Regions from separate parts of the Homo sapiens genome. Here regions 1 and 3 are each linked to region 2. A link is a contact called in ENCODE Hi-C or POLR2A ChIA-PET data. All regions are on one chromosome and are shown on one strand. Each heading gives the region's core, a stretch centred on a gene start or an enhancer-like site at or near the end of the contact. The rest is flanking DNA. Distances are from core to core; before and after follow the strand shown.

What was found. Hi-C counts contacts between places; a loop is a spot of excess contacts on that map. ChIA-PET counts read pairs that join two places held with the same protein, here RNA polymerase II (POLR2A). Pooled maps may share reads with other maps.
Region 1: a loop to region 2 is called in a map of B cell, with 26 times the contacts of the local background. The contact joins the promoter of ZFP1 here to the promoter of GLG1 in region 2. A Hi-C loop is called at or near these places in 4 of 168 maps with a recorded cell type or tissue (B cell, CD4-positive, alpha-beta memory T cell and naive thymus-derived CD4-positive, alpha-beta T cell) and 11 of 50 pooled maps. POLR2A ChIA-PET finds 5 or more read pairs at or near these places in 1 of 52 experiments (T-cell).
Region 3: a map of naive thymus-derived CD4-positive, alpha-beta T cell shows a loop between it and region 2 (16-fold over the local background). The contact joins the promoter of CFDP1 here to the promoter of GLG1 in region 2. A Hi-C loop is called at or near these places in 2 of 168 maps with a recorded cell type or tissue (both naive thymus-derived CD4-positive, alpha-beta T cell), 1 of 37 single-sample maps with no recorded cell type and 10 of 50 pooled maps. POLR2A ChIA-PET finds 5 or more read pairs at or near these places in 2 of 52 experiments (OCI-LY7 and activated CD4-positive, alpha-beta T cell).

The regions. Positions count from the first base shown.
Region 1 is chr16:75,147,161-75,149,860 of GRCh38, reverse strand. ZFP1 (ZFP1 zinc finger protein) reads right to left here and starts at 1,337. Exons shown (of 4, transcript NM_153688.4): 1 at 1,218-1,337. RefSeq lists a silencer at 747-1,116 and an enhancer at 1,477-1,526.
Region 2 is chr16:74,605,669-74,608,368 of GRCh38, reverse strand. It overlaps GLG1 (golgi glycoprotein 1), which reads left to right and starts at 1,255. Exons shown (of 26, transcript NM_001145667.2): 1 at 1,255-1,712. The coding sequence starts at 1,275. RefSeq lists silencers at 1,085-1,274, 1,505-1,684.
Region 3 is chr16:75,432,200-75,434,899 of GRCh38, reverse strand. It overlaps CFDP1 (craniofacial development protein 1), which reads left to right and starts at 1,397. Exons shown (of 7, transcript NM_006324.3): 1 at 1,397-1,611. The coding sequence starts at 1,548. RefSeq lists enhancers at 791-1,358, 902-1,411 and a silencer at 1,722-1,961.

The DNA.
Region 1 (2,700 bases), core at 88-2,587, 540 kb before region 2:
GCACTCCAGCCTGGGTGACAGAGTGAGACTCAGTCTCAAAAACAACAACAACAGAAAAGAAAATACAAGATATAAAAATTTGAGTGATGTAGTTAAAGTAGTATTTAGAGGAACAGTTACATCAATAAATTGTGTCTGGCCGGACGCGGTGGCTCACGCCTGTAATCCCAGCTACTCGGGAGGCTGAGGCAGAGCACTACTTTAACCCAGGAGGCGGAGGTTGCAGTGAGCCGAGATCAAGCCACTGCACTCCAGCCTGGACGACAGAGCGAGACTCCGTCTCAAAAAAAAAAAAAAAAAAAAGAAAGTAAAGAAAAGAAACGGTACAATACAAAAATATAGTATTACAATCACATAGGACCACCATTTTACATGAGGTCCCTCGTTGACAGAAACACTGTTACGCAGAGCGTGACTGCACCAGAATCATGGGAAAACTTTCGTATTTCAAAGTAGTGAAGAATTTTGGGTGCCCCAAACGGAAAGAACAGTAAATTCCACCCGAGAGAAATTTAAAACGTCAAAACGTATACATGGCAAAATCTACCAGCGAGTAAAATCAAAAGATAAATGAAAAAATATCTGCTGCTCACATAAAGTACCACCGGGTTGTGAGACCTTAGGGAAATCACTTTCCCCTTCTGAACCTCCCGTGTTCCTGGGATAGCGACGGAGATGATAACGCTGGAAGTCACGGGGTGGATGCGAGGATCAGGGGAACACCTCACTGAAGACCCTCTGACAAAGGGATCACGGTTCTCCTTCACCACCGGCAACTGACCAGGCTCCAGTCCTTCCTCCACCCACGAGGCACCGGGCATCGGGGCGTGGCCAGGTGTGTCAGGCCACGCCCCCACCACGCCCCGGCGGGGCCTCGTCCCGCGCGCGCGCGCCCGCCGGGGCTCCAGAACTCGCTCCCGCGCGGCCCGAGCCCTTCGCCGCCCGTCTGAGGCGCATCTCCTGACAAAGAGAAGAAGGCGAAGCCTCATAGCCGCCCTTCCCTCCGCCGTCCCCGCCCCCGCACGTTCGGCCAGGCGTGCCCCGCCGGCCCCGTTCAGAGGCGAGCGCCGGGCAACCCCGGACGCCGCCCTGAGGGTCACTGCCGCCTACGAGTAGCCGAAGTTTGGGCTCCCACCCTGCGCGGGCACGAGCCCATCCCTCATCTCCTTCCCCTCGGCCCCAGGCCGCGCGGAGCTACCTGGAAGCCCCTCTCGTACCTGGAGGGGCGCAGCCTCCACTCGTGGCCCAGTGCCACAGCGGGTCACGGCGCAGGGCGGCGAAGACGCGCGGAGACGGGGGCTCTGTCACCCACTCGCCGCTGGTGGTGGGGGAAGGGCGGCCACCGGCGCGCTCGCAGCACTGCACATGCGCAGAAACAGGGGCGCGGGCCGTTCCCAGGGTCCTCGGAGGGGTGGACCATCCACGTTCGGGACTACATTTCCCACAAGCCTCCGGGGCCGCGGCTTTAGGGACTCTCAGGAAAGTCTTCGCCTTGTTAGGCGGTCTGATGAGCCGACCAAAATAATCTCCTTAGCCTGCACTGTTTTCTTTTTTCCCAGAGTGGGTCGTGAACTACAATTCACCACCTCCCCCTTAAATACAACAACTTGGCTTTTAAACATTACACAAATAATCTATAACTGTATTTAATTAGAATATATGTACAAAATAAAGTATCCATAATCTCACTTTCTAAAGATTAACTGCGTATAACATTAAGTTCGCACTTTGATTTTTTTGTTGTTGTTACAAAACTGGCCATAAAGGTATCATGTGCTGCAACTAGCTTTTTTCCCTTTTTTCCCAGGCCACTTTGTTGAGGTATATATATTTGTTGAGATCTATATATTTAAGATGTACAACTTGATATCTACATTTGTGAAATATTCACCATAATCAAGCTAATTAACATGTGCATCACCTCACATAGTTATTTGTCTGATGAGAACACTTAAGATCTATCTTCTTAGCAAATTTCAAGTACACAATATTGTCAACTATCGTCACATAGCTGTGCATCTCCCCAGAACTACTCATCTTGCATAACTGAGACTTTGTACCCCTTGACCACCATCTTCCCATTTCCCTTCACCCTCAGTTCCTTTCATCCTTTAGAACAGTTTTAGGTTCACAGCAAAATTTGAGCAGAAAATACATTGAATTCCCATATAACCCATGTCCCCCCAGCACACACAACCTCCCCAAAGTTGATATCCCACACCAGAACAGTGTATTTGTTACAATTGGTGAACCTACAGTTAAATATCAGCACCTGGCCAGGCTCAGTGGCTCACACCTGTAATCCTAGCACTTTGGGAGCCTGAGGCAAGCAGATTGCTTGAGCCGAGGAATTTGAAACCAGCCTGGCCAAAATGGTGAAACCTCATCTCTTAAAAAAAAAAAAAAAATACAAAAATTAGCCGGGCATGGTGGCACGCACCTGTAGTCCCAGCTACTCGGGAGGCTGAGGTGGGAGGATCACTTGAGCCTGGGAGGCTGAGGTTTCAGTGAGCCAAGATTGTGCCACTGCACTCCAGCTTGGGTGACCCTGTCTCAAAAAGTATAAATTAAAAAACAAAATCATTGGCACCCAAAGTCCATAGCTTACATTAGTGTTCACTTGATGTTGTACATTCTATGGGTCTTGACAAATGCCTGTAACCATTACAGTATCGTACAGAATAGTTTCACTGCCCCCCA
Region 2 (2,700 bases), core at 6-2,505:
TGAGCTCCTGACTTTTCAGGTTCTAGTTATGTCTAACTTGGTCTTGACTGCTCATTTGCGGGTCAGGACAGCAGAAGCTGTCTGTTTACTACAGTAGATGTAATTCGCATTTTTGGACACAATGACCAGTGGAGATTACACAACCCAAACTGCCCTCATTCCCCAACATGTGCATGGACAGAGTGGGATGAAAGTGCGCCAGGGTGGTGGGAAGCCCCAGGGATTCTGGTGGCTAGCCTAGCTGTCTACAGGATGGCAGAGTTCCTCTTGGGCAGCTCATTTAATCCCTCCACGCAGAACTGTTAACATCTCTGTGCCATTCTTCAGTTAAATGAGAACCTAACGCAGGCCTGATGCATGGCTCAGATTACACAGCGGATGTGAAGAGGCTTTGGGAACATATCCTCTCTCCTAAGGACAGGGAGGGGATGCTAGTGTGGGGTGCCTGCGGTGTTGCATGCAGGTCAATGAGAACAGTTACCGACACACAGACTTAACCCGAGTCCTCAAAGATGTGTTTTATTATTATTTTTTCATCCTTTAAACATGAATCTAAATGCTGGCTTAAAATCAGGATTCATGCATAAACGGCTTCCCAGTTTATTAACAATACTGGCTGTGACTTTTTGAGTTCAGTGTTGTGGGCCAGGCACTTAAATTATTATTTCGAATCTTGCCAATGGTACTTTACATTTGAGCTCTTGCGTACCCTGCCAGAGCAAGGATTATAACCTTAATTTTTTTTCTTACCCCAGAACTTATGCTCTTAACCCTATTCAATGCTGTCTCTCTCTTTGGCTAAGAAAGACTTCTGAGGCAGATGGAAGGAAGGAAGGAAGGAGGGAGCGATACAAGGAGAGGCTTTCCGATTCCGTAATACACCTGGTTGTGCAAAGTTCACCTCTACATATAAAGTTTTTGTTTTCCAAGTCATTGAACCGGCGACATATTCTACCGGCCATTTTGGTTGTGGCAACCCCAATTCCCTTGATTTTTTTTTTTGTGACAGCAAATGGAATTAGAGTAGGCCGCCCTGCCCGGGCTTTTTAAGAAACCCCAGCAACCCCCCCGGGTAAGGAGCGCCGCTCTCCCGCCCGCCGGTCCAGGGTGTGTGCGGTTTCCAGCACGGCCTCCTCCTTCGCCCCACTCTGGGTTCGCGGGTCGGCGCCGGCGGGGCGGGGCTCGGCAGGGCCACGCTGCCACGCCCAGCGTCTCCACCCCCTCATTTAAATACGCGGCGCCGGCGAGTGCGTCGAGCTCGCCGCGGACTCAAGATGGCGGCGTGTGGACGTGTACGGAGGATGTTCCGCTTGTCGGCGGCGCTGCATCTGCTGCTGCTATTCGCGGCCGGGGCCGAGAAACTCCCCGGCCAGGGCGTCCACAGCCAGGGCCAGGGTCCCGGGGCCAACTTTGTGTCCTTCGTAGGGCAGGCCGGAGGCGGCGGCCCGGCGGGTCAGCAGCTGCCCCAGCTGCCTCAGTCATCGCAGCTTCAGCAGCAACAGCAGCAGCAGCAACAGCAACAGCAGCCTCAGCCGCCGCAGCCGCCTTTCCCGGCGGGTGGGCCTCCGGCCCGGCGGGGAGGAGCGGGGGCTGGTGGGGGCTGGAAGCTGGCGGAGGAAGAGTCCTGCAGGGAGGACGTGACCCGCGTGTGCCCTAAGCACACCTGGAGCAACAACCTGGCGGTGCTCGAGTGCCTGCAGGATGTGAGGGAGGTGAGGAGGTGGGACGAAGCCGGGAGGGCCAGGCCTGGTGCGGGCCCGAGGGTGTTGCCGGCCTTGGAAGCCGCTGACGCCGGTCGGCTGCTTTCCTTGCTTCCTCTGTGCTGCACTCGCTCCTTCCCTCTTTGCTCCTCACTCCCAGGCGCTTTCAGGGAAAAGGATACCACTCCCACTCCTTCTTTCCCCCGCCCTTATTTCCCTCCCTGTTGCCGGGGTCTGGGACGAAAACCTGGGCTCCTGGCCGCAATCCGCCGAGGCCCAGAGCGTGTCTGTTCGCTCCTGTCTTTTGTGTGATGCTCTATGCAGAGTGTCTCCTCGCCGAAGATCAGTTTAGGATTTTGCCATCAGTTTCGACTAGGACAATTTGTGGCAAGCCATTTAAACATAAAAAAATGCCTGGCGTACTTAGGCTGTAAAGAATGATCTGTTTATTAGCAGTAGATGTAATTCGCAAATCCATATTTTTGGTGCTGAAATTAATGTATGCTTTGTTTTCTTCACTTCCTTTGGTCAGTTGTATTGAACCCCATGTTTAAGCTGTTAACTCCCAGTGACTTGGCGCCCCAAAGCTTGAAAAGTTGGGGAAGCGTTTGAAGCTGTGTTTGTGACTGGGTTATGGGATCTTGCCTTTCTGAGGTCTGAATGTGATTTTAACAGTATCTCTTAATGAAATCTACATTTGTCGTTGCTTGGTGTGATTCAGTTGAGTGACATTGATAATTTATAATCAAGTGACATTGATAATTTATAATCTAGGTTTAATGCTGCAGACCATAATGACAATTCTCAAAGTTTGGGAGCAAATCTGACAGTAGTAACTTTTTCCAGAGGTGTAGGTATATAAAATTAGCCCTAAAGGTGGACAAATAGAATGAAGCTACCACTTGATACTGTTTTTGGTTTTTTTTTTAAATATCAGATTTGTTTAAGGCGTTCAAGCTATAGCAAGACCACTTGCTTGTAGAAATTTGCTTCTCTTGGC
Region 3 (2,700 bases), core at 148-2,647, 830 kb before region 2:
AACAAAAAACAAAACAAAACAAAACAAAAAACCCTTGAAGGCAAGGTTTCTGCCCTGGAGACAGTGTTCAGCTTCTGGGATGAAGCAGTTGTGGAACCAATCAGACATCATCCACACTTTTTTGTTCCACCTCCAATAGACTGGCAGATGGTTCACGTATTTCCCGTTAAGTGCTTGTGGATTTTGGGTTCTTTACACCATTAGGAGTTTGCACTTTAGTCGCTCTTGGCATTGGCGCACAATAACAAGGGTGCATGATCCTGGCATGATTTAAAGCCAGGGGCTTTGGAGGCCGTTTGCATTATATAGGTTCGTTTGCCAACATCCTTGTAAAATAAGCCAGTCTCATCCGCATTGAAAACCTGCTCTTTCACATAACCCTTTTCCTGTATAACACTTAGCAAGTATTTTTAAAATTCTTCCGCAGCCTCCTGATCTGCAGAGCTCGCCTCACCTGCAAGTTTAACATTTTTCACCCCGTATCGCCTTTTGAAACGCGCGAGCCGGCCAGCACTCGCCGAGAAGGGCTTAGCATTTCTTTGACTCTGGGTAACGTGACCACAGATATCTTTGGCTTTCAGCCTCACCACAATGCTGTCCACTATGTTTTTTTTAATCGATTGACATCTCATGAATCCACAAATTTAGCCGCTTTTCCATCTTTTCCATCTTTGTCATAGCTTCATCACGCACGATGGAGGTCACTTCAGCACTATCCGGAGCGGCCTCACGGACAGATCGGTGAATTTCCTTTTCCTTTTTCTTGATGTACCGGATTGTCGACTCGTTAACATTGAGCTCATGGCCAACAGCACTGTAACTCATGCCTGATTGGAGCTTATCCAACACGCGGACTTTCTCCGTAAGGCACATCACGGTCTTCTTTCGCTTAGGAACACTGGGCAGAGCTTAAGCACTACGCTTGGGGGCCATTTTAGAAAGCAAAACCACCCACAAAAAGCAGAAAAAAAAGTGTCAGTAAACAGACTGCGGAAAGGACTCTTTGTTTACAGCACAGGAGCTGCGACTAGAAGGCGGCGCTTCTCCCAGTTCAAACTTCAGCTGGGAACCTTACCTCCGCCAACTCCAAATTTTCACCCTCTGCGCATGCCCGGGAAGAACCCCAGACAGTACCGTGATGATTGATTTTAGGGTTACAAATACATTTTAGCAAGTAAGTGAATTTGGCATTACGAATTAATGATTAATGAAGGTCACCTGTATTTCCATAGATATGTAATTTTATTTAAGCAGGTTTATTATATTAAGGCGGCGAGGCAGCGCCGAAGACTACAAGTTCCAGCATGCACCGCGTCCGGGCGGGTTCGGGCTCCCAGCGAGGGCTTCAGGGACGCCAGCCCGGAGGCATCGGCCGGAAGTGTCGTAGGGCAACCACGTAGTACTCTCTGCGCATGTGCAAAGCGCTGTCGGGGGCCGCCCTAGCTGCCGTCGCCGCCGCCGGGGCTCTATGGTCTCTCCCTAGAGCTTTGCCGTTGGAGGCGGCTGCTGCGGTCTTGTGAGTTTGACCAGCGTCGAGCGGCAGCAACATGGAGGAATTCGACTCCGAAGACTTCTCTACGTCGGAGGAGGACGAGGACTACGTGCCGTCGGGTGAGCGATTCCGCCTGAGGCGAGAAGCGAATTGCCCCGCCCCACGCCTCACGTGAGGCGCGCTCTGCCCCCGCGGGCGTCTGCCCTGTGGCCCAGGTGGTCCAGGGGGGCTCCTGTTCTCGAGCGTCCGCTCCCTCAGGCCCCTCATCCTCGGCCGCTCCGGCCCGAGGCGTGTGCGCGTGGCGGTTCTGTGCTCCCCTCCCGTTGGGCAGCTCCGGCCGCCGCCCCCTCTTGCAGCGCGGGAACCGGCACATGGACACGGCCCCTTGTCGCTAGGGACGCTCGTCGGTCAGCCCCGAACGACACCGCTGCTTCAGAAGTCGGGGCGGCAGTCCGAGCCTTGGAGGTTTTTTTCAGCCCTGGCCCGAGAGAGCTGCTGGCCACCACCCCGTCCAAGATAGAGCTGTCCGCTCTCCGCCTGGTTGTTAGAAAGTTCTGATAGAAAGTTCCCCCTTTGATGCTTTTTGCCTCATTGTGACGTCCACCCATCCTCTCCTCTCAGAACTTTCTTTCCTTAGGGATCTCAACCCGAACGGGGTGAGAATGAATCTTACTGAAGAAATCTTTCTGTTCCCCCTTCTTGGTCTTCCCCAGACAAACCGTCTCGTTGAAAGTATCTTCACCCATTCACATCTTCAGTTGAAAGACTAGACAAACAAGAAACAAACAGACTAACAAAACACAACCCAGGAGTCGTCCCTATTCTCTTTGTTTTACTTTGTTCTGTTCTGTTTTATTTAAAGACAGGGTCTTGCTGTTGTCTAGGCTGGAGTGCAGTGATGCGATCTTGGCTCACTGCAACCTCAGACTCCTGGGCTCAAGCGATCCTCCCGTCTCAGCCTCTGGAGTAGCTGGGACTGCAGGTGCAGGCTGCCACGCCCGCTAATTTTTTAAATTTTTTTTTTTTTTTTTTTTTTTAGAAATGGCATCTTGCTATGTTGCCCAGGCTGGTCTCGAACTCGTGGGCTCAAGTGATCCTCCCACCTCAGCCACCCAAAGTGCTGGGATTACAGGCATGAGCCACCGCGCCCCGGCTAGTGAAGTATTTCTAAAAGGCACGTTGAAAACTAGCCATTCCATTCCTGGCGC